Regions from separate parts of the Homo sapiens genome. Here region 2 is linked to region 1. Evidence: read pairs that join two places in POLR2A ChIA-PET (ENCODE). Cell type or tissue: GM12878. All regions are shown on one strand. Links, peaks and the distances in the headings refer to the core of each region. The heading gives the core; the rest is flanking DNA.

Evidence for each region. Peaks named below come from ENCODE experiments on the same cell type or tissue, not always from the same donor. Only the 100,000 strongest peaks of a DNase experiment are listed, where the experiment ranks them.
Region 2: POLR2A ChIA-PET joins it to region 1 with 11 read pairs; 6 of 35 experiments call an interaction of 5 or more read pairs at or near these places.

What each region holds. Positions count from the first base shown.
Region 1 is chr14:52,921,082-52,937,820 of GRCh38, reverse strand. All of the region lies in intron 2 of FERMT2 (FERM domain containing kindlin 2), which reads left to right. LOC105370500 (a long non-coding RNA gene) reads right to left here. Exons shown (of 3, transcript XR_943867.3): 3 at 7,587-9,464. Among named protein-coding and RNA genes, the nearest start is that of FERMT2, 22 kb to the left of the region's middle. RefSeq lists a silencer at 11,716-12,010. In GM12878, for the core only: no CTCF peak of the experiment used is centred there; no DNase peak of the experiment used is centred there.
Region 2 is chr14:52,814,842-52,831,580 of GRCh38, reverse strand. The region is part of intron 1 of LOC105370500 (a long non-coding RNA gene); the gene reads right to left. Among named protein-coding and RNA genes, the nearest start is that of GNPNAT1, 32 kb to the right of the region's middle. In GM12878, for the core only: a CTCF peak has its summit at 7,832 (motif pointing left); a DNase peak (open chromatin) is centred at 6,320.

The DNA.
Region 1 (16,739 bases), core at 5,217-13,216:
CCCTTAGGTGAGATGGGACATTGATGTGTAAACATTCCTGCATAGAGATAATTCTATACATTCATGCTCTATTTTTGGTAGGTTATAGAGGTATAACATGAGACGTGTGGGAATATAAGGTACATGAACTGGACTGTAGTAGCAGCAACAAACATTTACGGAGAGCCAACTATTATATGGTGAGGCATAGTCCCGGCTCTCAATATGAGCAGCTTGCTAGTAACAAAGTGAAACAAGAAAATTACTTTGAGTCAATGATCTGATTGAGAAGTGCCAAATAAGTAGCCCTTGAATACAGGAAGACAGAGGTTTAGAGTCGTGAGTAATAACTGGCCTTATTTAAAGAGAGACAGGGTGGAAAGTTAGGAAGAAAGGCATTCCAGGTTGGGGATTGCAGTGTTCATGGTGTATTATAGACTAGCTTAGAGAAATAGAAGAAAAGCTTATAGAGAAGAAAGACATAGGTAACTGTGAAACGATATTCTGTTATTCCTTAACTTATCCACTTAATATTTATAAATGAGAGCCTATTGGATGCCAGAGACTATACTACAAACTGGGGTGAACAAAATTAACTCATTCCTTAACCCTCACTCTATTTGCAGTCGTAAGGTAAAGACAGTCTTTATTATTATTATCATTATTATTATTATTATTTTAAGACAGAGTCTTGCTTTGTTGCCCAGGTTAGAGTGCAGTGGCACGATCTAAGCTCACTGCAACCTCCACCTCCAGGGTTCAAGCAATTCTCGTGCCTCAGCCTCCTGAGTAGCTGGGATTACAGGCACGCACCACCATGCCTGGCTAATTTTTTTGTATTTTTTTTTTAGTAGAGATGGGGTTTCACCATGTTGGCCAGGCTGGTCTCCAACTCCTGACCTCAGGTGATCCGCCCACCTCAGCCTCCCAGAGTGTTGGGATTACAAGCATGAGCCACTGCTCCCGACCTAAAGACAATCCTTAAATAGTAATTACTATAATGTAGTGAGTATTATGGTAATTGAAATAGTTATAGGATTCTGTACTGGGCAACTGGAACCTAGCATATAGGATAGGATTTGTGGAGGGAGGGAAATGACTTTTAAGCTGAGATCTGAGAGTAGGAATTAGCCAGGCAAAAAATGGGAGGAGATGTGGGTAAGGGATAGGATGACAGAACAACAGGCTGGGAAGAGGATGAGAATTCCCAGCATGGGAAGTGGAGCAAGGGAGTGTGGCCAGTTGAAGAACTGAAAGAAGTCTGGTGATGATGGGGGAGCAATCCTAGGGAACCAGTGGCTTGACGTGAGGCTCAAGAAGAAATAATGCTAAAGTGCTTTCTGAACCAGGTTTAAAAGATTTAGCATTATCCCCAGAGCTGTGAGATGCCCATAAAAGACTTTAAATAGGGGGAGACATCAGATTTTTACACATTGGAAATTCATCAGTTTCATATAAAATAACTTGCAGATAAGGTGTAAGCAATGATAATCCTCTTGGATTTCAAGAAATAATTTTTCCAGTATACATTGAAGTTTTATATTAGAATTTGTTAATATTTTCTGAGATAAGCTTACAACATAAAAGCCAATTAAATATTCTTACTAAATTGCTTTTCTTTTGAACTTTAGAATAGCTAGTGTCATTGATCACATTTAAAACACAAACACAACTAATACTTCTCTAAGTCCAATACTAACTGGTGAATTTTGTCCTGATGTTACTCTCTTAGAATTTGTCAGACCTTTTCATTGCATGGACTCCGAGCCCTGTCTTCTAGGAATGAAGCCAGGTTGAACCAAATTAGCAATAAGCCAGCCTTCAGGATTGGATAGAAAGTTACCCACCCTCTGGAAATTAATAATTGGCATACTTTCTGTTTATGCATTCTGTAACTGCTTGCATGGCTTATGTGATCTGAAAAAAACTTCTTAACTGCTTTGAGTTAGTATGTCTTATAGTATCGGATAATAGATTGAAATTGATAGACATTATCTCAGATTCGTAACTTCAAAAGGCTATTTGTAAACTTAGTTGATCTCTTTATTTTGAAGAGTGAATTCCCCAGTTTTCAACTAGCTATGTAGAAGAAATTGCAATTTGTCACTTTTCGTTAGAGGTTTAGTTTCTGTCTTAGTCTGCTTGGGCTGCCATAACAAATAACATATCCTGGGTGGCTTAAACAGTAAGCACTTATTTCTCACAGTTCTGGAGGCTGCCAGATCTAAGATCAGGATGTCAGCATGGTTGGTTTCCAGTGAGGACCCTATTCCTGGTTTCCTCACATGGAGGAGGGAAAGAAGGAGAGATAGGAAACCAGCTGTCTTCTGTCTCTTCTTCTAAGGATACCAGTTCCACCAGAAGCACTCCACCTCCATGACTTGATTTACCTCCCCAAGGCCCCATCTTCAGATACCATCATATTGGGGATTAGGATTTCAACATATGAATTTGGGGGGACACAAACATTTAGTCCATAGCAGTTTCCCATAATTTGACACTGCCTCAGTTAGCCATTGGAGCCTTAATGTAAAATAATTTCCTTAACCTAAAATGGAATGGGGTACCTTAATTGAAATATGTTTGCAGTTTGAATGATATGTAAACTTTGAAGTTTACAGCTTCTGCTAGCAGATTAAAAACTTTTTTTTTAATATGACATCAGACATTTTTGAAAACAGCACTTTGGACGTTGCAATTTGCACGTTTACTTATTAAATAACACTAATTGTCTAACAACATGGCTCACATTTTAGTTGCCACCATACTTTATCTTTTAACTTTATACATTAACTAAGATGTAACTGCATAAAGTACAAAACTTGCTGGCTAACTCTTCAGTCCACAAAGCACTATGTAAATAACAGAAGCTCATCACAGTCAGTGACAAGTCATGTCACTTATTTCAAAGTCTATCTGTGATTGGCCACTGTGCATACAGTTCACACACAGAAGTGTTAGTGTTGCCTCTCTGTCCCCCATGAGAAACTCATGATGTTTTAAAAAAATGGATAATTGAAAGAGTTGACCAACAGAGATAAAACTGCAATGAATTAACAAAAAGTGTTCATGAAATACTAGAAGTGATAGTTGAATCAAATATAAATGGAGTTAAAGAAGAAATAGCTCACCATGGAAATGTGGATGCTTTCACCATTTGAAAGACTATAGATATACAGCCAAAGGAATTTAGTGAAGGTAAACTTACATACATGATACAAGTGGTATGACAAAAAGGATGAAGATGTCCCAGAGGAAGTGACACTAGCAAAAACTTTGCATACTGAAGGAGCTGTCAGAGATATTTCATGATACTGAAAGAGCAAAGGACAAAATGTTTTAAGTTGATCCAGACTTAGGAAGGAGTGTGACAGCTTGCCAAGGCATAAAAGATACTTGCTCCACATCATAAATTATATGATTAGAAGACAAGCACTATTTAAGCTATTCTTGTTAAGTTTTCACAAAGAAAAGTAACACTTCTCAATGTTTTTAATGTTTTAATTACAGTACACTAAATAAACACTAGTTTTGCTATTTTTTCCATTTCCATATGTACATTTATAATCAACAGTAAGAGTTTTTAATGTTTTTAACATGAACTTTTATCTTGGAATAATTATAATTTTTCAATTGATTATTAAGATTGCTTTACATGCTGCCTGTATATTACAAATATTTGTATATTACAAGTAGTAGTTTATAAATATTTATTAGTTCTGGTCTCTGCTTTTGAGACACAGGATAAAGACTTAATCTAGTGGGGAAATTAGTTACATAAATGAATTATATCATTCAAAGTGCTAAGGTATACTTTGCTGCTTTGACAGGTGGGTCAGTGAAGATTCAGAGGTGGTAATATTTGAGCTGGTACTGGTGCATGATTTTGCCAGTTTGATAAAGGGGGAAAGGAAAAGGTGCCTATCAAGGAGATCTGAAACACCAGCTTGTTCCACAAACTAGGCCAGAACAAAAGCTGCATCTGGGTGTGGTAAGAGCTACTAGAAAAAGGCAATGTGGGGCACAGATTTGTGGAACCTGTTAACGGATTATAAGATACTTCAGTAACAGACTCGGAAAGTTTTGGGGTTTTTTTCTTTTCCCTTTTTTTTTTTTTTTTTTTTTTTTTTTGAGACGGAGTTTTGCTCTTGTTGCCCAGGCTGGAGTGCAATGGCGTGATCTCGGCTCACCACAACCTCCACCTCCAGTGTTCAAGCAATTCTCCTGCTTCAGCCTCCCAAGTAGCTGGGATTACAGGCATGTGCCACCATGCCCGGCTAATTTTGTATTTTTAGTAGAGACGAGGTTTCTCCATGTTGGTCAGGCTGGTCTCGAACTCCCGACCTTAGGTGATTCCCCCCCACCTCAGCCTCCCAAAGTGCTGGGATTACAAGCGTGAGCCACCGTGCCTGGCCCAGACTTGGAAAGTTTTTAAGTGGACAAATAAACTGATCAAGTTTGCATTTTAAGAGACAACTCTGGATAGTGTTGTAAAAAATGGTGTTATAGTAATTCAGGGTAGAGATGTTGGGGACCTGAACTAAGGCAATGTAAAAGGAAAGGAAGGAACAAATTAACAGCTGCTTAAGGGATAGACTCCGTAATACTTGGATGGAAAGAAAAGCTGAGGGAGAGGAAAAAGTAAAATATAACTTGTAGAGATACATATTATCTAATTTCAAAGATATAAGGATTAGATTACTATAATGACTGTTCTGTGATCTTGGTGTAGGCCTTTCCTTACTTTGCTGGATGGGGTGGGGGCAGAAGTATAGGGAGGAAATATTTGTATGCTTCATCGCCAGTGTTTTTTTTTGTTCATTTCTTTGTTGTTTTACATTTTGTTGATTAATAATAACGCTATATGAGAGAATAAGATTCAGCAGAGTTCAAAAGTATATGTTGGGTATTCTTTTCCTGTTTTTCATGGTTGTGGAAACTCATATTATAAAAACTTCAGTTAGGTCCTGGATGATAGTGTTGTAGATTGCACTGTTGAGAATTCTTTTCCTCTAGAATACAGAGTAGTTCTAGAAGGGAGGGTTGTCCCTCTAGAAATAGATTAAGAGTAATTTAGGAATTCACTTCTGGTCTTTCTAGAATAATCTAATTACCAATGAACAGTCTTAAGGAAGAGAGGAATGACTCAGAAGTTATTCCAATTATTTTTGGACAGTAGAAGTCTTAATTTCTAGTATAAAACCAAAAGTGAGTACATTATTGTTATTATTTTTCTTAATTGCTTCTTTGCATTCATAGCCATTTGTGTTCTTTGGTTGTTTCAAAGTCTGTTTAATTTTGCATATTAGTATATGCATTCTTCAAGTAGTTATATGGCTGCTAACCATAACCTCTTTGAGTTTGTCTGTGGTTGCCATTATTAAATCAGAGAAAGACATGCATAATAAAAATATTCCTTTATTTAATAATCTCTTTGCCTCCTTGTGGATGTTCTATCTTCTTTCTCCTAAATACCTATTTCCTTAAGAGATGTGCAGGATAATCATCAGGATTTTACTGTGAAATGTAAATGAGTCCTAACATTAGTCTTTTGGCCTCATATTCAACATACCCAGACTTGCTTCTCTTCTGCGTAACTTTATCTTGGCTAATGGCATGTAATTTAAGAGTGCCACCTCTGAAATCACACTCATCTAGAGTCAAATCCTAATTCCTACATATGCTAACTTTATGAACTTTAGCCAAGTTATGTAACTTCTCTGTCCTTTGGCTCCACCCCCCGTTTTCTCATCTATAAAACAAAGAGATTATAATAGTATTTACCTTTTAACATTTTTTTCTTTTTCTTTTTTGAGACGGAGTCTCGCTCTGTCGCCTAGGCTGGAGTGCAGTGGCACGATCTGGGCTCACTGCAACCTCTGCCTCCCAGGTTCAGGTGATTCTCCTGCCTTAGCCCCCCGAGTAGCTGGGACTACAGGCGTGTGCTACCACACCCAGCTAATTTTTTGTATTTTTAGTAGAGACAGGGTTTCACCATGTTAGCCAGAATGGTCTCTATCTCCTGACCTGGTGATCCGCCTGTTTCATCCTCCCGGAGTTGCTGGGATTACAGGCGTGAGCCACCGCGCCCGCCCCTTTTAACATTTTTTGTTGGAATTAAATGAGAATGTGTTAAGTGCTTGGTACATACTAAATGTTCAGTAAACAAATCTTAGTGCTATTATCATCTATTTAATTATCAAGCTAGGAACTTTCTAGCTTCCCCTCTTCACCTTCCAGCTGTCCTCTCTCATCTGAAATCAGTGTCCTTGAGACCCATGATTCTAGCTTAGACAACTCCCTCATATTTGCCTCCTTCTCTTCACCTTCTGCCTTATGTCAGGCCCTGCTCTCTAGAATGTTGTGGTAAATTTTCTGCCAGACTCTAATTTGTGCTTCATAATCAAATCAAAATTATGTTAATAAAACAATCTGAGAGCCTCCATTGTCTACAGGATGGTTTCTCTTAGCACATTTGAACTCCCACATCTTTTAAGACCCAGGTAAAAATGCCATGTTAACCTAATTAATCTTTCACGTTTAATGTTGGTTGCCTCTGTGACATTTTGTTCTTTTATATTTTTAGCTCATTTTACTTGTCTGTGTCTCTCACTTGGACTGTAAGTGCCACTGGGATGGTAATTCTTATTAATTTTTATATTCCATTGCCCAACTTAGTGCCTGGCATATGATAGTTACTTGGAAAGTATTTATTAATTAGTGCATTGATTATACACCTGAAGAGCCACACTCTTCATCTGTTTGCCTCCTCTTTCGCTTTTTAAAGGTCTGAGTGACTAAAGAGATCAGAACAGGAGGGCACATCCTAAAAGCAGGATGCCCCATGATCCCCAACTCTAAAATCGAAAGAGAAGTTTGGGAGGAGAAAGACCTAAAGGGGTCAAGAGTAAAGACAATGTATGATTGAATATTGAGATTAATGTCTAGTGTCCTTTACATTTCAATCAATATTAAGGATAATATTATAAACATCGTTTTTACAAACTTAAGCATTAATTTTACTTGTAGGCCCTGTCTTTACACATTATTGGCAATAGAGTCTCAGTAGAAACATCAGAAGAGTTTCAGGCATTGGAAAGGAAAGCAAGTTAAAAACTCTTCTATTGTCATCGTTTAGTAAAGAAAAGAAACCCAGGCCTAAGACAACAACAAATTGTATCTGGGAAACTGGAAATAGGTTAATTCTTGGTATTCTGGGAAAGATGACTAGGGAGTAGCCAGGTGCCCTACAATTTGATATTCCTCAGGAAGCCATTGTCTCCCTCACAACTTGGCAGCAGCATTCCCTTTCTTACCCCATCCAACTCACTCTCTGCAGGTGCCATTGCTTGCAGTTTTTCTTACTTCTCAAGTTGAAACATTCTGCAAAAGGCTTTATGATACAGTTGGTAAGGTAGAGTGTTGCTAGTCATATAGGTCAGGTTATTTTTGGTTGGGTAATTTATTGTATGATTTGGAACCTAACTATGTAGTGTTTTTCTGTGATGAATCTGAATTCTCAGACTTACAAGTGGACTTTTAGAACATAAACACTTTGCACAATAGAGATTGTCTTGAGCAAAGAAATTCATTCTTTTTAGAAGATGTGAGAGAGAACAGGATGTCTGTTCAGTTTTATTTCCTTTTTCTAGGGGAATCTCTGCCACTCTTCTAGTTAGTATTGAAGTATATTTTAATTCTGAAGTTGAAGATAAAATGGATTCTTCAGACATACAACTTGTATTAGTAAATTATAATTTTACTAATTATAAATTAGTAAAACTTGTATTTGCTTTTATTGATGGTTTAAAAATAAGTTTCTTGTTGAGATTGTTTTGAGTAATGAGAGATCTTTAAAATTTTCAAAAGGAGGATTAATTCATTTGTTAAATATTTCTTGCCTGCCCAGCACTGTGCTAGGTGCTGAAAATACAATGGTGATCAAAATAGACATTGCCTTTGTCTTCTTAGACAGTTTATAATCTATTAGGAAAGAAAGATAGCACCCTCCTCCCCCACCCACCAACAACAAACAAAATGAATATAAATTTTGATCAGTGATATCACAGGATACTGAAATACAACAGTATGGGGGGACATAGGACATTGGAGGGCTAGGGTAGCTAAAAAAGGCTTCTCTGAGAATATGGAATTAATGCTAAAACCTGAAAGATGAGAGAGAGTTAGACATTCCAGGAGTGGAGTAGCATGTACAAGGGCACTGCGGCAGGAAAGAGCTTAGTTATATGATTCTTAGAACTAAAAAAGGCCAGTGTGGCTGGAGCAAAGGAAGAGTAGCACAGGATAAATTTGGAGGAGTAGATAGGCTGTATTGTGTGGGGCTTTGTAGACCTGATACGGCATTTGGATTTTATTTAAGTGCAGTTAGAAGCAGTTGCAAAGGATTTTCAGCAGGGGAATGGCATGAAAGCGCTGAAAAGATGACTCTGGCTGTTGTATGCAAAGTGCTGAATGGAATGAAGGAGACCAGTTAGGAGGCTGTGGCAGTAGTCAGTGCAAGAGATGATGGCAGCTTGAAATAGGGTGGTGCCAGTGGAGACTGGAGTGGAGATTTTTGGAAGTGGATTTGACAGTTTGCTGATAAATGTAAGGAATGAGGGAAAGCGAAAATCAATGACTTTCAGATTCCTAGCTTGAGCAACTGGGTTGACGGTTGGTGCTAGTTAGTATAATAAGAGTAGGGATAAGAAAAAAAATTGGGTTACATTTTAGATAAATTGAGTTATCTGTGGGACATCAAGAAGAGATGTGAGATAGGCAGTAGGGTGTATAGGCTGGCGTCTGAGTAGAAGGTTGGGCTGCTGACACCAGTGACGAAAATAAGTGTCTTTTAAAGCTATGAGAATGGATGAGACACCTGGAGAGCCAATGTAAGGAAAGAAGCACACGGTTCCTAGAAGATGGGAAGGGCAGCAGAGCGTAGGAGGTGGGATTGGCTTTAGATAGACAGGAAGAGACACTTTTTCATGTTAACACAAAGACAGGAGGCCCATCTGGGTACAAATTTAAGAAGGCTTATAGATGGGTTGGCGTGAAGGTGAAAGAGTTTGAATCTGATGGCTTCTGTGTTTTCTGCAGTAGAATCCATGGTTGTCTACTGAGAAGGAGGAGGATTCTCAGAAGTGTGAGAAGTTCGAAACACCGTGGTAGACAGAAAAAAATAGTAGGTTTCCCCAAGGGTGTCTTGGGCAGTCTGCCTGGCTATGAAATGAAAGAGGGAAAAGTCCTCTAAGTTTAATAGATGAGCAACTAAGTGGTATAGGTAAATGGTATGAGCAAGTAGCCTGAAAAGCAGGAGAAAGACGTTTTCTGGTCTGCTGAGTCTGCATGGCTTGCTTACAGTAGGTCAGAACCAGCTTCTTTAGTGGCTTTGTCACTAGAACACTGGGATTGTAGTGTTCTTTACCTCCAGTCAACTCTTGATTATGGTAATAGTTATATCTCATTTGGGGCTCAAGAGGATCCTAAAACAAAAGTAAATGGTACAGAGAATTACAATATTAGCAGAGTACAAAAGTATATATTTATCAGAAATAAGTCACGTGCCCAGAAAAGTTATCTGTGCTTATAAGTCACAATGACATGTTGCCTTAGCAAAGATTATCTAATGTAAACTTTGCTTCTAGTTTATGGACGTGTGAGAATACTAAACAAATTTTGCATTTCTTTCCTGAATTAGTACTTTAAAAATATGCAACTAGAAATTTATCCTCCCTAAAAGTAATATTTTAACCTCCTCTTCATTCCAAACTCTAAGTTGCTTACTTATTTTTAAGATGTGGTTACTTAAGGTAAGAAAAAGTAAGTTATTTGATCAACTTTCTTTTTTTAAAAAAGAATTACTTCATTTTTCTCTTTAGTCTGACAACATTATGGCATTAAATAAAGTCCAAGAGGTATTGGGCTGGTCTTTGTTTGGTCTCTGGTGGTTTAGATGAGGCAGAACTGAGTCTCCAGGAATCTGAATATTATCTCAAAAAGTTAGTAGCAGCCACTGTGCAAAGTTTGAAGGCCCAAGTCAAATCTGGGGCATATCCATGGATGTGTGGTAAGGCATAGGCTCCAGCTCTCGTGCAGAAACAACAGGAGTGGGATTTGATCAACTTTCTATGCAACCTTGACCACCCAGAGTCAAGGGGTCCTCCCACCTCAGCCTCCAGGTAGCTAGGACCACAGGCACAGGCCACCATGCCTGGATTTTTTTTTTTTTTTTTTTTTTTTTTTTTTTATAGGGATGAGGTTTTGCTATGTTGCCCAGGCTGGCCTTGAACGCTTCGGCTCAAGCCACCCACCCACCTCAAACCTCCCAAAGTGTTGGGATTACAGACGTGAGCCTGGCCAATAATTGCGTCTTAGTAGCCTGTATCCAAACAGTCAAGTAGGAATTGGTAATCTTATTAGGAAAACATTAAATAGGATGTTTTCAATAATGTCTCCCTTCTCTGTGCTCATATTTTCTAAGTGTAAGCAAGCTGGAATTGCATAAAGTGGGGCATAATATTTTCTCTAGCAAAAAGCTTTGAAATATGTATTTTTTTCTTTTTTTTCTTTTTGGTGACTCATGGAGTGGGAGAGCACTGTGATACCAAAAGCTGTTTGGTAGACTAAGCAATATTTACTCAGCCTCTAATGATGAGAAACCCAAGCCTTCTGTTCCTTAGAATACACAGATGTTTATTTGTAAAGCAAGTGTACGACCACTTTCTGAATTTGAGGAGCATTCTGTTACAGTTGAGGGAGGATATTTTTGTTGATTCAGTCAATGTTGTAGCAATTTGCAATGTTAATGATAGGAGTTTGAGTGTCTGTCAGATACTGTTATGTGCACGTGATACGGTGTGATGGGATCTGTTAAATAAGGGAGGAGGGACACAGAAATAATTCTTTCCAGAATGCTGGCAAAATGTTTTGAAGAATTAAGATATTTTACTAAAATTTATTATAGAAGTTAGAATTTTGCTAGGTATAGTAAACTATAAGTAGTTCTTGTCTTAAAAGAATTACTAAACAAGCCAAATTTATAAGTAAATCATAAAATCCCTTTTCTTCCCCAGAGAAGGAAAACAAGTGATGGCTTCATAATAGTACAGCTTTTTACCCCCCACGCCCCACCCCCGAGCCTTTTTGAGAAAGCTTGTATTTGTGATGGGTTACTTCTGAAAGTTTAACATCAAAATTTAAAATATAAGATATACTGAATAAAAGTTGGCCTGTACCTGGAGGATAACTGAAAATCATGACCTTGGAGAAATGGACTCTCAGAGCAAGTTTTTGAGCGTAGTCTATGCCTTGAATGGTTTTATAATGCAGATGAATGAATCTACTCCGGTGATGTTTGCTAACTTCTGGCCAAGTGCCAGGCTGAGTGTGTGTGTGTGTGTGTGTGTGTGTGTGTGTGTGTGTGTGTGTTGCACTTGGTCATCTAATGTTTGAAATACCAAGCCTGCCATTCTGGAAATCAGAAATGTTTATTTAGAACATAGTCCAGAGTCTAGATTAGAACATGTAAGGGAGTTCCTGTATGGAAAGTTTTCCAAAGCTTTAGTTTATGCAAATTCAGGGAATATCAACAGTTATTTCATTATGGATTTTGATGCCACATGGAAAACTAAACCACTACTTTAGTGATACAGTAGTATTTTCATTTGCTTGCCATTATTCGTAAGTATTTTAAAGTCATCATAATGTGTTCATGCTTCTACTCAGTCTTTAGCTAGAGGAAAGCTTCAATGTGTGGATGTCTGAAATCTGTTCTGCACATAGTGGGTTTTTCAAGTTACAGTTGCATAGTCTGTTATGATTTAACTTGCCACTTTAGAGACAAGCTGTGCTGTAATACACTAGATAACTAAGTGCTTTCAAGAGTTACCGCATCTGTGCCGGGCGCGGTGGCTCATGCCTGTAATCCCAGCACTTTGGGAGGCCAAGGGGGTTGGATCACTTGAGGTCAGGAATTCAAGACCAGCCTGGCCAACAGAGTGAAACCCAGCCTCTACTAAAAATACAAAAATTAGCTGGACTGGGTGTGGTGGTGCCTGTCTGTAGTCCCAGCTACTCCAGAGGCTGAGGCAGGAGAATCACTTGAACCCGGGAAGTGGAGGTTGCAATGAGTTGAGATCACATCACTGCTCTCCAGCCTGGGCAACAGAGCAAGACTCCATCTCAAACGAAAAAAGAGTTGCTGCATCGAGATAAACTACCTCACACACACACCTATATACACAATTTGTGCAGTTAAGTGCTTTTTTTTTTTTTTTTTTTTGAGACAGAGTCTTGCTGTGTTGCCCAGGCTGGAGTGCAATGGCACAGTCTTGGTTCACTGCAACCTCTGCCTCCTGGGTGCAAGCCATTCTCCTGCCTCAGCCTTCCCAAGTAGCTGGGATTGCAGGTGTGCACCAACAGGCCCAGCTAATTTTTGTATTTTTAGTAGAGATGGGGTTTCACCATATTGGCCAGGCTGGTCTCAAACTCCAACTTCTGACCTCAAGTGATTTGCCCACCTTGGCCTCCCAACATACTGGGATTACAGGTGTGAGCCACCGCTCCTGGCCTTTAAGTACTTTTTGATGTGCAGTTAGTTTTTATGCTTGCCTGGGCAAATGCTTCTCAGTTGGTGTACCATCATTTTTCTCAGGATTTTCATCAGTGTATACAATTTGTTTTTGCTACTAATGAATAGAATAGGTATGTTCTTGTGATAGTCTGAGCAGAGCCAATTGTGTGACTTGATATGGAGATACTGTTAGTTTCAAAATAAGATAGGTAGTGTGATATAAAGCCAGCACCAAAGAAAGAGCTAATTTTCTGGAAGTTGGGAAAACATTGCTTTGCCTGTTTGAGGGGGCTCAGTCGGGTCTTTAGGAAGTTTTGAAGTGATACTCTGCTGAAGGGCAAATTAGTGAATGATAATTATAAATAATTATAAATGATCTGAAATACGAAATCATTTCAGCCACTTTTAAAATAATGCTGTAATAGCTTTCCCTTTTTAAAAATGAAGCTAAAAATACTCCTTGGGTCTGCCATTTCCTTTCTATCTACCAGCTATTATTCTGTGTATTTACCAGCTATTATTCTATCTATTGATCGCTATTATTCTCCTTGCTGCAGTAAAATATCCAGGAAAAGTTTTCTGTATTTCTTATTTGTACTTCCTCACCTCCCAACCATTATAACTGAAATGGTTGTCATTTCCACTCTCACATTAACTTCTTGCACACTCTCTTGCAAGAGTGAACTCTTGCATACCCCCATCACCACACTTCTTCAAAATTATCAGTAATGATTTTGAAACAAGTGACTACTGCTTAAAACCATTTCCTAGACCCACAGAGATTCTGATATATTTGGTTTGAGAGATGTCACCAAGGTGGTGGAGTATCTGCCCATAAAAAAAATACAGACAGCTGTTCACAAACCAAAATAGCCCTAGTTTAGGGTGGGGCCAGGCATCAGTATTTTTTAAAAGCTGCTCAGATGATTCTAATGCCAATCAGGCAGAAAACTACTGCTCTAGGGCCTTATCTCATACATAGTAACACCTAAACCATGCACTGTGACCTACAAGGCTCCTGCCTGGCTCTCTGATGCCACCTCCTGCTGATCTCCATTTCCTCTCCTCTAGCCACCTTGGTCTCCCTCAATGGTGCTGGAACTTTGTTTTGTTCATCATCATATCTCTAGCACTAGAACAGTGCCTTCTTGCACACAGTACATGTTCAACAGGTATTTGTTGAATTCACGAATTCAGCACGTCTGATGTTCTTATTCTGTGGTAGTGATTACTCTGCAAGTAGTGCTGACTAGGTTGGTAGTGTGTTGAGTCTTCAGGAATGCTACTGAAAAGCCCAGTATTTGAACATAAGTCACAAGCCCCCACAGTCCAGCTTACCCATCTTCTAACACTGTCTTCTACTTCGCTGTCAGAACACCTACTTTTCTGTTTTTATCTTTTGCCATGAGTGGTATTGACACTTCTGATTTTTTTCTGGTCTCCTATTTCTGCTTTTATTTTGTGTAATTTTTTTTCTATATTGTTACTCATCCACTAGTTTCTCTGGGTAAAAAAGACTAGTTTTACCAGCGTTGCCAGTCAGTAAGAGAGCTTATTTTTTTTCTGTGGGTAAACGGACCACTCATAGGATGTCCAGTATGTAATCTTTGGATCCTATCCCCTTCTCTTGGTGGGTGCAGGTTGATAGCTCCTTTGATGAGAAACTGAGGTGGAATTCATGGGGGAGGGACAGGTTTTAAAGGGAAGGATGAGTATCAGGGGAGATATATGTTTCTGAGGTCACAGTTGGAAGCCTAATTGATGGAAAATTGAGATTTTATTGTACCATTATCTAAGTGCAAGATAACACTGCTTACAACAGGGGCCTGCAAAGTTTTCTTTTCTTTTCTTTCTTTTTTCTTAAGTATGGATAGTAGGTATTTTGGGCTTTTGGGCTTTGTGGGCCGCCATGCAGTCTGTGTCTAATGTTGTGGTGCAGAAGTAGACATAGACAATGTGTGAACAGAGTAGTGTGGCTGTGTTTCATAAAACTGTTTATGGGCATTGAAATTTGAACTTTATATAAAATTATGTAAAATACTGTTCTTTGGATTCCCCCCCCAACCCCCACCAGTTAAAAATACAGTCAGGAGCCATGTAACAGTGTTTCAGTCAACTACAGCAGACTATACAACCGTGGTCCCATAAGATTAATAATACCTTAATTTTACTATACCTTTTCTATGCTTAGCTACACAAATATTTATCACTGTGTTGCAGTTGCCTACAGCATTCAGTACAGTAACATATGTACAGGTTTGTATCCTAGAATCAAGAGGCCATACCATATAACCTAGGTGTGTAGTAGGCTATACTGTCTAGGTTTGTGAATACGCTCGTTGATGTTCACACAACAGTGAACTTGCCAAACATCGCATTTCTCAGATCTTATCCCCCTTGTTAAGTGACTCATGACTGTACAAAAACTGTTCTTAGCTAGTGAGCCATAAAAAGGCAGAAGGCAGGATTTGGTCCTTGGGCCATTCATAGTTTGCTAACCTCCAGCTTCACATTTATGTAGTTTTGACTTGGAAAGTCGAGTTCTTGACCAGTAGTCCTTTTCATACCTCACATTATAAAAATTCTTTAGATTTTGTGGTTGGTGGCACATTACCTCTTTATTAGTGTCCATATGTAAATTTTGTACCCAAAAGCTCCTTATCACGTTAGTGTCTTTGCCCTCTATGTTTTAGCACCTACTCCTGGGCCACATTGTTTGAGCCTGTCTTTTATTATGTCTTTGCAGCGCCCTGCTTCTACAATAAAACAGCTGTTTTTTTTTTTTAATTTAATAAACATTCCTTTCAGGCTGTAACAGGTGCTATGGAGGCCCCCCTCTTTCACTGTAGTTCACCTGCACTCCTGGTGGGCAGATCCCCAACATGCTGACAAGCTCTTTTCCTTAGGTGCAGGGATCTCTGAGCTTGCTCTGCCTGAGTGCAGGGCAGCCAGCCCCATGCTGGCAGCCAAGAAGTGTTAAGAGTTTTTAATGTAATGGCCCCAGGAGTAACCCTTAACAAGGAAGTGGAGAGATACCTCATCTTTCTCCTCTGTGGGAGAGTTCTGAGGCATGCCCTGAAGGACTGAACTGCAGGTGCTCACAGCAGTGAGGAACCTCCAGTTGGCTTTTCTCCCCATCTCACTTTCACTGATCCCCTCAAGTGTGCTTCCTGGGATTTCCTTCCCACAAATAAGCTGCTTGCACCCAAGTTCTTAGGTCAGGGATGCCTTCTGGAGGAACCCAAGTGACATGTGCTGGTGGACTCATAGTGCTCTTACAGCTCTTTTTCTCCTTGCCTCCCCACGGGGAGTATATGATGGAGCTTCCTTAGTGGGTGACATTGACACTAGATGTGAGAAAGAAAGTATTACAGGTTGAATATTCCTTATCTGAAAGCTTGAGACCAGAGTGTTTCTGATCTTGAATTTTGAAATATTTGTATTGTACTTAACCGGTTGAGCATTCGTAATCCAAAAATCTGAAATCTGAAATGTTCTAAAGTCTAAAACTTTTTTTTTTCCCCTGTTTTCTGAGCATTTTGGATTTCAGAGTTTCACATTAGGGAGGCTCAGCCTATATATACTACCTACCGATCATTCAGTTCAGCTCAACAGTAACTCTACTTGATTACCAGCATTCTTTGCAGGTTATCTTTTTCTGCCCTTAGTTTTCTGTTCCTGGAAAGAAAAGTAATATGTGATCAGTCATCTAACCTTGGTTGTCTTCTATAAGGTAGATCAGAATTTTCTGTTTCCAAAAGTTAGTTGGCAAATTCTGTGCTAGAAAGTAGGGTGTAGGGTACTATATACAATTAAGTATCACTGTTAAGCAAGTAGTTATAAAATAGCAGTTACATGCATTCTTTTGCCAAACTTCAAATAACATGATTGGCAGGACTTTGCCAAAACCACAGATGTTGAAATTTCAAAATGGTAATACGATCACAAGTAGCTGTAGCCGTAATTCTCCCATTAAAATACTTATTGATTAAAATAGGTTTTTAATGTCTGGAGAATTGAAAGTCTTTTTCTACCTGTGGCATGTTTCTTCCATAATGAGAACTTCAGTCGTATCAAGTAAATTTCACCATTGTAGAAGGTGTTTCAGCCATATAATCAATGTGGAAATCTGATTTTTTATTTAGGGATAGACTAGTTATGTGTGTGTGTGTTTCAATTTCTAGAT
Region 2 (16,739 bases), core at 3,269-11,268, 100 kb after region 1:
AATATGTAAAATTTTAGAAGCTTTGTTTGCCTTTAATAGGAATGTCATATAATTCAATTTTCTAATTCAGTATTTTTTACTCAATAAACGTTTTCAGACCTTTAAAACTTGTTATTACTTTGTCGTGGTTTTCTTAATTGAAAACTCAAGCATAATTTTAAAAGAGTCTAATCACTATATCTAATTACAAAAAAGCTAAGTAGTGACATTATTTAACTTAAATACAACTTTTTAAAATAATGACTCACAGATGGACAGGAAGCTGCCATTAGAACAGCTGGAGTTGAAAGATGCTTCTGCCATTACAGAAGCCCTCTTTAAAATCTCAGCTTAATGTATGTTAACTTTCCAATTGCATTTGTCAATTCAATTTTAAAATACCAGGAAAATTTTGGAATCTAGGCCTTTGACTGCTTTTTTTCTTTTTCTTTTCCTTTTTTTTTTGGTCAACAATAGCTCTTCCACAAGAAAAATAAAAAAAATATGTGCCTCTACAGAAGACAAACACCCTTTAAAATCTGGAGTAACTTCATACAAGTCAATGGGAGTATTGAGAAGTCTTCTTAAATTACTTTTGCATCTACAAATAGAGAAAAACCTTGCACTACCCCGTGCCTTGCCCATATTAAGTATTTACTCATTCAACAATCATTTATTATATGCCTGTCTGGATTACTTTCATCACCTGACGCTGTTCTTCCTCATTTCTATTACAGCCCCTTAAAATCAGGACTCTAGGGCCGGGGGCAATGGCTCACACCTCTAATCCCAGCATTTTGGGAAGCCAAGGCAGGAGCATCACTTGAGCCCAGGAGTTTGAGACCAGCCTGGCCAACACACTGGTAACTTCCCCCTGCCAGCCCCACACCCCATCTCTACTAAAATTAAAAAAAAAAAAAAAAAAATTGGCCAGGAACAGTGGCTCACACCTGTAATCCCAGCACTTTGGGAGGCTGAGGCGGGCAGATCACCTGAGGTCAGGAGTTCAAGACCAGCCTGGCCAACATGGTGAAACCCTGTCTCTACTAAAATTACAAAAATTAGCTGGGCATGGTTACAGGCGCCTGTAATCCCAGCTACTCCAGAGGCTGAGGCAGGAGAATAGCTTGAACTTGGGAGGCAGAGGTTGCAGTGAGTAGAGATCATGCCATTGCACTCCAGCCTGGGAGACAAGAGTGAAACTCTCTCTCAAAAAAAAAAAAAAAAAAAAAAAAAAAAATTAGCAGGTTATGGTGGTGTCCACCTCTGGTCTCAGTTACTTGGAAGCCTGAAGCAAAAGGCTCACTTGAGTCCAGGAGGTCAAGACTTACAGGGAGCCATGATCGTGCCAGTGCACTGCAGCCTGGGTGACAGAGTGAGACCTTGTCTCAAAAAATAATAATAATAAAATACAATTGCTTTCCGTGGTTCCCTATCACTGGCAAATTAAGTCTTTATATGTATATACATAAAAGATAATGTGTGTTGTGTGTCCATGTGACGTAAGCACTGGATTTCCAGAGAAGGCCCCTGAGGCCTTTTCAAGGCAGGATAGTATAGCATTTAGGTGCACAGACTATGGAGTTTGAATGCCTGAGTTCAAATCTCAAATTTATATCCCACCACACCCTCCTGCATCAGCTCCCCTGACAAATTCCGCCTCCCAGGCTTTCTGAACTGCTTGTCTTTCTCTGAGTAAGCTACGTGAACATGTTTGTGCCCTTACCCTTGGCTCTGCATGTCTCTTACTAGATATTTTTCCTCTAACTCTTAGTGGTCCTTCTTTGAGCACCTCCCCAGAACCTCTTAGGCTGTGGAGAGCACCAGGGCTCCCTCAAGCCAAGCACTTGCCTCACAGCTGCTTTTCTCCCCGTCTAGACCACGAGGACAGGTGGCACTCCCTCCGGTAAGTGTTCCCTCCTTGGGCAGGTCTCCCCTGACATTTCCAGACAGAAGCAGGGGCTCTTTCCCAGGTGATCTCTTGGAACCTCAAGCATATTTCTGTGTGTGTAGCAAGACTCTGTAATTATCTCTGTCTCCCACTGACACTGAGAGGGACTTTGTCTTATTCCACTTAGTAGCTTCAAGCACAAACATAGTTCTCAGAACACAGGGGGTGTCTGTGTTCAAATAGATAATTTGTCGAACAAATGGATACATATCTACAACATCTAAGAATACTTTTAAAATACAGAAGAGGAATCACAGAAAAATCAACCAAAAACGTCAAGTAAATTGTAGATTTCCCTAGGCAAGCTCTGGCCAAAGTTACACTATAATATTTATCTGAGATGCCTAGAATTCTGTTTTCTCATAATCTGCTTTTGTCTTCATCTCTAATTAAGCTAAATTTAAAATGATAAACTGGTAAGTTTATAATTTCACTATGTTTATAAACCACGAGTAGCTCTAAGAACTTTGAGAGAAAATAAAGCCTATTCATTGTTTACAATTTACAAGGCTAAGGCATAAAAATTTCCCTTTTATTTAACACACTTTTACAATATCTTGTTTAAAGGTGAATTATTTCACTATTAATGTCTTTAAATATAGTTACAAAACAAAGCACCCAGAGATAAACATAAGAAGTCTGCCTATAAACACACTGATGGCCGAAAATGGAATACAACTCAGTCCAAAGAAATCATTTTAAAAACAGCCACAAAGGAAATCTTAAACTGAAATCTATTCTTCAACAGCTACTCGAACGTACCAGGCAAACTAAGTGACGACTTAGTGATTTACCATCAAAGCATGGTATGTTGATAATACTGGAATGAACACAGACGTAAAGATAGATGCTCATGGTGTTAAAAGTAAATGCCCTTGGCTGCTGTCTGAGGCACTGTCACAGTCTACTATTTCTTAAATCTGATTTTTGTTTGTTTTGTTTTTTGTTTTTGAGGCAGTGTCTTGCTCTGTCACCCAGCCTGGAGTGCAGTGGCACAATCTCGGCTCACTGCAACCTCCACCTCCCAGGTTCAAGCAATTCTCCTGCCTCAGCCTCCTGAGTAGCTGGGACTACAGGCACACACCACCATGCCTGGCTAATTTTTTTGTATTTTTAGTAGAGACGGGGTTTCACCATGTTAGCCAGGATGGTCTCGATCCCCTGACCTCGTGATCTGCCCACCTCAGCCTCCCAAAGTGCTGGGATTACAGGCGTGAGCCACCGTGCCCGGCCTTAAATCTGTTTTTTTAAAGTCTCATGGTAGCCTCACCAACGTTTTTGTTTGAACTTTATCCTCTCTGCACTATGAATATTCCTGTTCTCCTTGGGTTGGATTTTCTCCACTTTTTGAAGAATGTCTTTATAATCTGCAGTAGCCTTCAAGAGCCAAAGTTAAGTATAGTAATGTTGGCCTAGCCGGCAATGTGGTAGGTATTTCTTTCTAGATGAAGAACCCTGTCTTGTGTCCCCTCGAATCACATCACGTAGGTAGCCATCTGTGTACTCTATCTACATTAAGGTAGGCCCCGGGTAGGGAAGAATAGGGAGACAATGCAGGAATTTAGACACTAGAGCTCTGCTAACAATTCCTTATGCATGACTGCTGCATCCTTCCAGAGGTGTTTGTGACTGAGACAAGACGGTATTTTAGGGGTTCAGTAGCAGTTTCTATGCCCCTAGATCTAACACTTAAGCAGTGTTTTCTCTGAGTAACTGTGTTAGTCTTTAGGCTGCTACCACAAAACACCATCAACTGGGTGGCTAATAAACAATAAACATTGATTTCTCACAGTTCTGAAGGCTGGGAAGTCTAAGATCAAGGTGCTGGCAGATGCAGTATCTGCTGAGGGCCTGCTGTCTGGTTCATAGATGGCATTTTCTAGTTGTGGCCTCATATGGTGGAAGGATTAAAATGAGTTCTCTGTGTCTCTTTTATTAGGGCACTAATCCCATTATAAGGGCAGCACTTTCATGACCTAATCACCTCCCAAAGGTCCCACCTCCTAATGCCATCACCTTGGGGATTAAGTTTTCAACATGTGAATTTGCAGGGGGTGGGGCACAAACATTCAGATCCTATCACTAAGAAAACAGAAGCAAACAGTGGCTTCTAAACTGATGGGATCTGGGTGCAAGCTTGTAAGACAAGGGCCCAGGAAGTTCCTGTTGTAGACATCCTCATGAAGGGACACAGCAGAAAAGCATTTCAGAATCAGAAGGGATTTTTTTTTTTTTTTTTTTTTTTGACAGGGTCTCACTCTCTCACCCAGGCTGGAGTGCAGTGGCATGATGATGGCTCACTGCAGCCTCAATCTCCACGGCTCAAGTGATCCTCCCACCTCAGCCTCCTGAGTAGCTGTGGCTACAGAGGCAATGCCACCACACCCGGCTAATTTTTAAATGTTTTGTAGTGATGGGGTTTCATTATGTTGCCTAGGTTGGTTTTGAACTCCTGGCCTTAAGCAATCCTTCCACTTTAGCCTCCCAAAGTGCTGGGATTACAGGCGTGAGCCACCACGCCTGGCCAGAAGGCATCTTAAACATATGGAAGTCATGTGACCCAGATTTTCCACTGCAAGCACAATTCCAAATATTCTTCCCCTCCATCAGACCATGAGCCATATAGGTCACCTGGGCTACCATCTTAATTTTATTATTATTTTTTGAGATTTAGTCTCACTCTGTCACCCAGGCTGGAGTGCAGAGTGCAATGGTGAGATCTCAGCTCACTGCAACCTCTGCTTCCCAGGTTCAAGTGATTCTCCTGCCTCAGCCTCCTCCCGAGTAGCTAGGATTACAGGCGCACACCACCATGCCCAGCTAATTTTTGTTTTTTTTTGTTTGTTTGTTTTTGAGATGGAGTCTCAGTCTGTCGCCCAGGCTGGAGTGCAGTGGCACGATCTCAGCTCACTGCAACCTCTGTCACTCGGGTTCAAGCAATTCTCCTGCCTCAGTCTCCCAAGTAGCTGGGATTACAGGTGCCTGCCACTGCACCTGGCTAATTTTTTTTTTTTTTTTTTTTTAAGTAGAGATGGAGTTTCACCATCTCGGCCAGGCTGGTCTTGAACTCCTGACCTTGTGATCCACCTGCTTTGGCCTCCCAAAGTGCTGGGATTACAGACGTGAGCCACTGTGCCCGGCCAATTTTTGTATTTTTAGTGGAGACAGGGTTTCACCATGTTGGCCAGGCTGGTCTTGAACTTCTGACCTCAAGTGATCCACCTGCCTCAGCCTCCCAAAGTGCTGAGATTACAGGCGTGAGCCACTGCGCCCAGCCCCATCTTAATTTTATAGGCAAAGAAACTGAGCATAAATAATTTGCCATTGTGGAAATGTGGATGGTGAAAGAAAAATATATTAAAACAAACATTTTTTAAAAAATTGTCAAATATCACACAAATAGTTAGTGCCAGATGGAAATGCTAAACTGTTACTTCCTAACTGTCCTTCTAACCAATCTCTAGGACACATGTGAAGGTCTCTTGCAGTGTAATTCTAGACTTTTTCACTACTTACACTGAATATGCATTTTATGATTTTCATCATTAAGAAGACAATCTGAATTTTAAAAAGAAGTTTCAGATGAACCAATATTTTCTCCTCCAAAAATGAATGAATGTTTTAAGTTTAGTATTGAGAGCTAGCAAGAGTCTAGTTTAAGTTGAGAGTCTTTTTAGTAACCGGTTTTAGGATAAACTAAGGAGAAGCTAACAAGACATCTGAATGTGTGAGCTTCACATTAGAGCACTTGATGAGTTATCATGCATACAATTAAGTTGTAATAATTGAGTCAATAATAAAAAAAAAAATCATAAAATAAGGCCAGGTGCAGTGACTCATGCACTTAGGGAGGCCAAGGCAGGAGGGTTGCTTGAGCCCAGGAGTTTGAGACCAGCATGGGCAACATGGCAAAACCCTGCCTCTACAAAAATACAAAAATTAGCTGGGCATGGCAGCACTCGCCTGTATTCCCAGCTACTGGGGAGGCTGAAGTGAGAGGATCGCTTGAGCTGGGGAGACTGAGGCTGCAGTGAGCTGAGATCGCACCACTGCACTCCAGCCTGGGCGACAGAGTAAGACCCTGTCTCAAAAAAAAAAAAAAAAAAAAAAATTCATAGAATAAAATGAATGAGGGAGAGGGAAAACCCTGAAGAAGAAAAGTGGATAATATATATATTCAGGGAGATTTGTTTAGACATGATTATTCACTGCTGTCTAAAATAAACTTTAGATTTTAGGGTTTTGAAGTTTTCTCAATCATAATCAAAGAGCGAAAAGGGAAAGCCAGTGAGACATAATGATTCTGACTCTAGGAAATGAAGCTGTGTGTAGCATTTCCTTCTCATTCTCACTGCCAGTCTAAGGGAGGAGAACGGGAAAGCTGAAAAACTCTCAGCCGCAGATGATTGAATGACAAGTTTCAGAATGATGGGTTTCAAAATCACTCCAAATGCTACTTATTTCATTTTAAAAATAACATTTTTTCTGTCTATAAAGTACTATTTATACTTCATAGAAAACTCGAAAAATAAAAGAAAGCTGAAAGAAGTAATAACTCATACTCTTCATATTCAGATAACCTTTGTTAATATTTGAATGTTTTTCATTCTTTTTCTCCAAATACTGTAATATTTTTATACAGCTAATACCATGCTAATAGATTTTAGTCTCCTAATTTAGGATAGTATTATGAATATTTTCCTATGTCATTTAAAATTATTTGCAAAAAGTTTGTAAATGGCTGTGAGATATCATAACCATACCCTAATTTATGTAATGATTTTCTTATTTACAAGTACCATATGTAATGATGTAGTCAATATCTTTGCACATAAGTTTTCCATATTTCTGTTTATTTCCTACGAGAGCAGACTAGAAGTTGAACTACTACGTCAGAGTTTGAAGAATTTAAGGTTCTTGATAACATCTGTCAGATTAACTTTCAGAATATTGTACTAATTTATGCTCCTACTGCCCGTGGGTGAAATGCCTGTCTTACCACTGACTCAGCATCTCTGAAAGATGACCACTTTATGGACATTTTTGCTCATCTGAAAGGGACAAGGGGAGACCGTGTTGCTATTCTAGTTTTTGATTCTTAGTGATTTTGAATAGATTTTCATGTAAGTATTACCAATTTTTATTTCCTTTTCAGCAAGTTATCTGTGTTCTTTAACCATTGGGAGTTTCTTTGGTAAAGTAATTTAGATGTACACATAATGATAGTCCATTATCTGTCATTACTATCTATTTTCATCTTAATTTGGAGAATCATTCTCTTTTAGAACTTTCTTTTTTTCTTTTTTTTTTTTGAGATGGAGTCTCGCTCTGTTGCCCAGGCTGGAGTGCAGTGGCACGATCTCGGCTCACTGCAAGCTCTGCCTTCCAGGTTCACGCCATTCTCCTGCCTCAGCCTCCCAAGTGGCTGGGACTACAGGTGCCTGCCCCACACCCAGCTAATTTTTTTTGTATTTTTAGTAGAGACGGGGTTTCACCGTGTTAGCCAGAATGGCCTCGATCTCCTGACCTCATGATCCGCCCACCTTGGCCTCCCAAAGTGCTGGGATTACAGGCGTGAGCCACTGCGCCCGGCCTCTTTTAGAACTTTCTAAGAAAATGTCATAAATCAATAAAATAAAATTTTAAACTTGTCACAACTGTGTAATACTGCTTGCAATAACTTTGGAATGACAATACTTTTTGTAAAATGATTCGTACATTAAACACTTTACCGAAAAAAGGCTTTAATCCTGGCTCTGCCTCAAACCAGAATTTTTATCTTAAAACAAAATTTCAATGAATCTTAGTTTATCTGTAAAATAAGATGGTTAATCTTTGAGTCCATCCAATTTAAAAACTAGGCAACTTGTGCTCACAAAAAACGATACACAGCACCACCTAGAGGTAAAAAGGAATACTTTTGTACATTTTTCATTTATTAAAAATGATTTTTTAGCCTTAACAATACAATATTAAGTCAATATATTTTATACTTGCAGAAAGTGCCTGGGTAAATATATGAGAATTGTAATAGGTCTATCACATCGGATAAAACTTTTAGAATGAATGTCACAGTTGTCAGGCCTCTGAGCCCAAGCTAAGCCATCATATCCACTGTGACCTGCACTTATATATCCAGATGGCCTGAAGCAACTGAAGATCCACAAAAGAAGTGAAAATAGCTTTAACTGATGACATTCCACCATTGTGATTTGCTTCTGCCCCACCCTAACTGATCAATGTACTTTGTAATCTCCCCCACCCTTAAGAAGGTACTTTGTAATCTCCCCCACCCATAAGAAGCTTCTTTGTAATTCTCCCCACCCATAAGAAGGTTCTTTGTAATTCTCCCCACCCTTGAGAATGTACTTTGTGAGATCCACCCCCTGCCCACAAAACATTGCTCCTACCTCCACCACCTATCCCAAAACCTGTAAGAACTAATGATAATCCACCACCCTTTGCTGACTCTCTTTTCAGACTCAGCCCGCCTGCACCCAGGTGAAATAAACAGCCTTGTTGCTCACACAAAGTCTGTTTAGTGGTCTCTTCACACGGACGCGCGTGACAATAGTAGCTGTAAGAATTCTTAGCTCCTATATGAATCTAGGTCATTTTCTTTCCCCTATCATGACTTTTTCTTTTTTTTTGAGACAGAGTTTCATTCTTGTTGCCCAGGCTGGAGTGCAATGGCGCGGTCTCGGCTCACTGCAACCTCTGCCTCCCAGATACAAGCGATTCTCCTACAGGCACCTGTCACCATGCCCAACTAATTTTTGTATTTTTAGTAGAGACAGGGTTTCACCATGTTGGCCAGGCTGGTCTTGAACTCCTGACCTCAGGTGATCCACCCGCCTTGGCCTCCCAAAGTGCTGGGATTACAGGTGTGAGCCACCACGCCCAGCCTATCATGACTTTTTAGGGGATCAACTATTCTTTTTCACATTCCTTAGGAAAATCAGTAACACTCTCTTTTAAGTCTGATACTAAGGATCAAAGATGTCTACCTAATACTGTGATATATTGTATATACAATATATATTGGGTACACTGGATACATTCTTTACCCTGGGGGCTTTGTGGACTTGCTGAAACTATGGTCACAAAAACAGTTCCTCCATGGTTAGATACACAATGCCATTCTAGGGTTCAACTTCAGGGAAGGAATCCCTAAATTGGAAATGTGGCTAGCAACAGAAAATTCCAATGGTGGCACCCTGAATCTACTGGGACTTGAAGAAAAATGTAATCTCTGCAGAAGTGTGACATCTATAGCAAACGTCTGGTCATTGTTAACATCTGAATTATCACCACAGATTTTTTTCCACACCAATGTTAGCAATGGCTTCCTCCTTATTACCACTTTTGGAACTGTGCTTTTTATTTTATATTTATTTATTTAGAAACGGAGTCACACTTTGTCACCCGGGCTAGAGTGCAATGGCTGATCTCAGCTCCCTGCAACCTCCACCTCCCAGGGAACTGTGCTGTTTTAACTTGTAGTTTCCAAATTGTTCTGAGCGTGTTCTTCAGCTTCATCATGTTTTGCTTCCAATTAAATTGTAAACTCACCAAGTGAAACTGCATCTTCTAACTGTCCTGGCTCCACTGCCCACCACGCCCCTAGGTGTGCCATAATATGAACACTTACATGGACTAGGTGGCATTGCCTTGCTAGGAATTATGAAATACAACTCTTCGCCAACACGAAGGTGAATGTGCAAGGTTAAACGGAGTTCAGGCAAATAAACATTCAATATTTGTTGTGACAAAGTTCATGAACAGTGTTGCCTCAGATCTAAGTTTACCCTTGAGTGGTGTAACTTAGATTTAAAAGAAAAACAACAAAATCCTTTCTGAATCTTCCTCCAGTTTGTATGATCTCCAATTTCTAATTCATAGTTTGGGAATAGATTCTGTCTGGGAAATTGCATAATAACTTTTTTTTTTAAACAGGGAAGAGTAAAAAGAACTATTTTTTTTATCCAAGTTTTTATTTTGAAAAATTTCAAACATCCTTAAAATTTGGGAGAATAGAATAATGGGCACTCATAAACCCGCCACCTTCATCTGGCTATTAGTAACAGTCTTCTTTATCTATTTTTATTTCTGATCCCATTGAAAGTAAGTCACAGATATCATGACACTTTTTTCCTAATATTCCCTGAAGCATCATTTAAGAACAAGGATATTCTCCTTCATAACCCCAATGTCATTATCAAACCTAAGAAAATCAACAGTAATGCCCTATCTCATATCCAGCTTAAATCGAAATGTCTGTAATTGTCCCAATGATGTTCTTTATAGCTTTATTTATTTATTTTATGAGAGTGTCACTCTGTCACCCAGTTTTGAGTGCAGTGGCACGATCACAACTCACTGCAGTCTTGGCCTCCTGGGCTCGATTGATCCTCCCGCCTCAGCCTCCTGAGCAGCTGGGACCACAGGTGTGTTCCACCATGCCTGGCTAATTTTTGTATTTTTGTAGAGATGGGGTTTCACCATGTTGCCCAGGCTGGTCTCAAACTCCTACACTCAAGTGATCCTCCTGCCTTGGCCTCCCAAAGTGCTGGGATTACATATATGCGTGAGTCTTATTTTTTAAAATCAATGTTTAATCTAGATTTACACATCTCATATGGCTAGGCCATCTTTGAAACTCTCATTCATTGGGCACCTACCATGTCCCAAGCTACACAGGCCATCCTATTTATTTTCACAAAAAAATTTGAGATAGTTTTTGTTTTTACTTAAGATGGCGATAAAGTATCTACTTCTGGGTACTTTGATGTATTTTAGTTTTTTGTTGTTTGTCTTGTTTTGTTTTTGAGATGGAGTCTTGCTCTGTCACCCAGGCTGCAGTGCAGTGGCGTGATCTCAGCTCACTGCAACCTCCACCTCCTGGGTTCAAGCAATGCTCCTGCCTCAGCCTCCCAAGTAGCTAGGACTATAGGTGTGCACCACCACAACTGGCTATTTTTGTATTTTTAGTAGAGATGGGGTTTCACCATGTTGGCCAGGCTGGCCTTGAACTCCTGACCTCAGGTGATCCACCAGCCTCAGGTGATCCACCAGCCTCAGCCTCCCAAAGTGCTGGGATTACAGGCATGAGCCAATGTGCCCAACTATATTTTAGTTATTTACCATTACATTCACAGAGCTTATTAGCACAGAGCCTTGCACATACATAGGTACAAATACACAGCTGTGGAATCAATGAAACTTCATGTGCTTTTCCATTCTGGTAGGAAAACTACAACAACAACAGCAAATGATGGTATATTACCTAATTTGTTGTAATGACACACCGAGGTAGCCTCTCATCCACACTCTCCTGCTTCTCTAGGAACTTAAGGGAAAAGTTTCAGAAACCTAACGTTAGCTGCCTAAAGCAACCTGCTGCAGGATAACAATTAAAATTCATGCCAATTTTGCATCTGTTCAATATGTTTTGCTTTAATATTTAAAATGATTTTCAATTTAACATCAAGGAGGAAGAGTTTCCCATTTGTCTTGTTTGGTCATAGGGTGTATCAGATTCAGACACTGAAATACATGGAGCCAATACCAAATATCAGATTTAGCATCCAGGCAATTTCTTTTTTCTTTTTCAGGTCACAAGATTTTGAGAACCCAGATTCAAATAAAGAAATAGATATGGCCAGGTGCGATGGCTCACGCCTGTAATCCCAGCACTTTGGGAGGCCGAGGCGGGCGGATCACGAGGTTAGTATATCAAGACCATCCTGGCTAACATGGTGAAACCCCATCTCTATTAAAAATACAAATAAATAAATAAATAAATAAATAGCCGGGCGTGGTGGCGGGTGCCTGTAGTCCCAGCTACTCGGGAGGCTGAGGCAGGAGAATGGCGTGAACCCGGGAGGCGGAGCTTGCAGTGAGCCGAGATCGCGCCACTGCACTCTAGCCTGGGCAACAGAGCGAGACTTCGTCTCGGAAAAAAAAAAATATATAAATGGCAATAACATTTTAATCTTTGTGAGTTATGATAGGCTAATCCCTAACAAGATATACACAGATTTATTGCAGTAAAGGTGATAGAGTAAAGCAATTTCAGCCTAATTTTGGTATATTTCTTGACAAGTATTATCTGGTGGGAAGGTAAGTCATTTATGTCATTTGCTGGGCTAAAGGTTCTCTGATTTTTTGTCAGTCTCTTTTACAATCTAGGAGACATATTTGTCAAAGAACTGTTAGGAAAGAAAGATGTCTAATAATGATTTTTACCATGACTAGTATAATTTCGATGACATATAAGTGAAGAGTCTCAACTCCTAGTTTCTATGATAAATATTAATTACAGCAATCTTGTACAGAAATGTATAGTATAGCCTTTCAGGTGTTAGCTGGATCTCCTAAATAAGCCAGCTTTGTAAGTCACCACCTGCATTTAAGGTAAGCAGTGAAGTCATTCACCTTATTCAGATTTTTATATTTTTTTGTGATACATTTTCCATTCTCTATGAGGGAAAATAATCTAAACCTGAATTCAAAGAAACCGTCATTTCCTTCTGCTAAGCCAGCATACATCTATCCAAATGAGCAATTTTCATTTTTTTGTGTGTCACTAGTTTGTATTAAATGGTTAGTATTGATCAGACTGAACGTTTTTACCTTTTTCTTTTAAACCATCCCACTTCACATACTGAGAAAGTAAAAAGACAAACTCTCTGGGATGAAGTGTTTTCGGGAAGGATGCAGGTTGACAAGTGCATTCAGAGTGTGCTGAAGCTTGGCCATTCCTGCAGTTTTGCCTATCAGAAATTTGACCTTGGCCGGGCGCGGTGGCTCACGCCTGTAATCCCAGCACTTTGGGAGGCCGAGGCAGGCAGATCACGAGGTCAGGAGATCAAGACCATCCTGGCTAACACGGAGAAACCCCATCTCTACTAAAAATACAAAAAAAAAAAAAAAAAATTAGCCAGGTGTGGTGGTGGGTGCCTGTAGTCCCAGCTACTCAGGAGGCTGAGGCAGGAGAATGGCATGAACTGGGGAGGCAGAGCTTGCAGTGATCCGAGATCGTGCCACTGCACTCCAGCCTGGGCGACAGAGTGAGACTCTGTCTCAAAAAAAAAAAAAAAAAAAAAAGATGATAGATATAAAAAAAATAGATAATAGACCAACAGGGCCAAGCAGATAGAGAAACAGGTTTATATTTACATAGCTATCCGATATATGACAGACGGCATTACAGATCAGTGTGGAAAAGATGGATTAATCAATACATTCTATCGGGACAATGGCATGTCCATATTGGGATACATTTAGATCTGCACCTCACACTTAAATACAGATTAATCCCAGGGAACCTAAGGCTATAACTATGAAAAAAAAACACTTTCAAACTCTTAGAAAGACACATGCCACAGTGAAACTTGAAGACATTATGCTAAAAGAAAGAAGTCAGTCACAAAAGGAGAAATACTGTATGATTCCACTCATACGTGGTACCCGTAGTCAAACTCATAGAGACAGCAAGTAGAATGGTGCCAGGGGCCTGGGTTTTGGAGAAAATGGGGAGCTATTGCTTACTGGGTATAGAGTTGCAGTTGGGGGAATGATGAAAACTCTACAGGAGAATGGTGATGATGGTTGCACAACATAGTGAATGTACTTAAGGCTACTGAAGTGCACGCTTTAACATGGTTAAAATGATAAATTCTATGTTTTGTATATTTTACCACAATTTTTAAAAAAACTCTTAGAAGACAATGTTACACTCAGCAACGGTATATTGTTATACAGACAGCATCTCCCACTGATAACTAAAAATACTTAATAGACATTAAAAATATGCTTTAAAACATAAAATAACTCACCGGAGGGTAAAATCACAGGCCAAAATCTATGCGAAAGTGGGAACTCAGAGCAGATTGCAAGAGAAGATGTCTTGGTGCTTAGAGGCTTAGGTAGAATAAGAACACGTTCCTAAGAAATTGTAACTAAAACCTGAGCCTCACCTGGGTGTTCTGCCCAAATTCACATCAGCTGATGATTCTCAAAGCCTGCAGCTACCGCGTTAAAGTGGTCCTGGGTTAGTAGACCTCTAAACACCTGGTAGAAGTAAATATAAATACTCTTTGAAGGGATCCACCTTCATCTGAGGCCTCACAAAATCCCCCATAAATAATTTTCTATGGATAACGAACAGCTTACAGTTAAAAACAAAACAAAAACCAACCACACAAGAAACAAAGTGCATGAGGGAGAACCAGCAGAAACAAGACCCCAGAAAAGGACTCACAGAGATTATTAACAGAAGGAACAGTCTAGATAGTCCGAGATGCAGAAAGGAGGTAGCAAATAGGTGAATGTTGATTATATAAAATAAAAACAATGATTTATGGTGTAAAATTTGAAAAGACAATTAAAATACACTGCAACAATAATATAGATCAGGAGGAAGGTAAATGGAGTTGAAGTGTTCTAAGGTTCTTAGACCAAAGGTAAAGTATTGCTTAGCTACAGACTTTGATAAGTTAACATGCACGTTGAAACTTCTAGTAACCCCTAAAGAACAGAAACAGTGTGCTTATAAAATCCAAAGGGGAAAACATGTAATGATTATTCCAGAAACCTCAATCAATTCAAAAGAATTCAATAAAGAAGGGAAAAAGAAATTGAACAAATAGAAATCCTGGATGGCTTACTAAGCAAATTTTATCAAATATTCAAGAAATAAATAATTCCTAATTGTTTCAAGGGATAGCATAGCATGTTAGTGCAAAACTTACAAGAAAAGGAGAAAAGATAATTATCCACCAATCTCATTCGCAAACATATATATAAAAATCGTAAGCAAAATAATAGCAAATCAAATCAAGCAATGTATAAAAAAAGGAAAATATGATGTAACCAAGTTGGGTTTATTTTAGAAGCACAGATTGGCTTCACTTTTTTAAAAAAACAGTAATTCACTACATTAACATATTGAAGTGAAAAATCATACAAGTATCTCAATAAATACAGAAAAAAGCATTTAATAAAATTCAGTATCTATTTATGACTTCAAAAAATCTTAGCTAAAAAGAAATAGATTTTTTTTTTCTTTTGACACAGGGTCTTTCTCTGTCACCCAGGTTGGAATACAGGGGCACACTCTTGGCTCATTGCAGCCTCAATCTCCCAGGCTCAAGGAATCCTCCCACCTCAATCTCCCAAGTAGGGGGGACTACGGGAGCAGGCCACCACACCTGGCTAATTTTTTTTTTGTTTTGTTTTTTTGTAGAGACAGGTTTGCCATGTGGCCTAGGCTGGTCTTGAACTCCTGAGCTCAAGCAATCCACCCACCTCCACTTCCCAAAATGCTGCGATTACAGGCGTAAGCCATTGTGCCTGGCCTGAAATAAATAGACTCTTACCCAATGAAATAGGGCAAGGAGGCCAGGCGCAGTGGCTCAAGCCTGTAATCCCAGCACTTTGGGAGGCCAAGGCGGGTGGATCACGAGGTCAGGAGATTGAAACCATCCTGGCTAACAGTGAAACCCCGTCTCTACTAAAAATACAAAAACAATTAGCCGGGCGTGGTGGCGGGCACCTGTAGTCCCAGCTACTCGGGAGGCTGAGGCAGGAGAATGGTGTGAACCTGGGAGGCAGAGCTTGCAGTGAGAGAAGATCGCGCCACTGCACTCCAGCCTGGACAACAGAGCAAGACTCCGTCTCAAAAAAGAAAAAATAAAATTAATGAATTAAAAATTAAAAAAAAGAAATATGGTAAGAAAAAATATGTAAGGATTGGAAATAAAGAAACAAAGCTATCGTTATTCTAAAATGATATTTATAATCCAAAATAATACACTATCAACAAGGTTACTGGATAGAAAAATCAATATACACAATTAATTTTTTTCTTTATACTGGCAATTAGTAGGTAGAAAATAAAATTTTAGAATGATACAATTTCTAATGGCATAAAAGCATGAAGATGTGGAAATAAATCTAAAACTAGCTGCGTAAGACATACATGGAGAGATCAAATAAGACCTAAATAAATATACAGGGGCTGTAAGCTTCCTCATTGTAAAGATGCTGAGCTCCACTACTGACCATGAAGTAACTGGTACAGAACATCCTCTCCTATGGTAAACAACAAGAAAACTGGACCAAAGATATGAAACAACTGTTTTCTCATACTGTGACAACAGGCAGGGAAAGACTGAACTTTAAGAGAGGGAAAACAAGATGAACCTTTCAATTGCCCCAGCTTCTTATCTAGGGACAACTTTGAGCTTAGAGGACAGGGAAGAAAAACCTAAAGAAAGCACAATGGCGTCATTAAATTAAGGAGCTAGAGACTGGATCTGTGGGATGTGAGAGAGCTGGAATCTGTAGGGTAAAGTACCAGAGAGGAGGAAGCTACACAGAGAAAGAGCTCCCGAAATTGACACAGGGGTCTTCTTAGGTCTCTGGCTGAATAACCAGTCTGCATATTCATAGAGTGAAACTCCACACACTGGGCAAAGAACAATTGCCAGAGGCTAGAAACTGAACAATTCTCAGAGCACAGAGGACTAAGAGGTGCTCAAATCCTACTGAGCCAGAGAGACCTCACTGAGCCATAGGGCAATCAATAAAAACCCCAGAAGGATCAGGGCTTAAAATAAAAGCTAAACTAGCCCTACAGTAAAGGCTATTCTAGACACACTCTAACGAAGCTTAGAGGCAAATAAAAAAAAGATCTGATTTCATCTAAAGTCACTTCCACAGCTTGATCTTTTTAAAGTTCTTACACTTTTTTATTTATTTATTTTTTAAGACAGAGTTTTGCTCTTGTTGCCCAGGCTGGAGT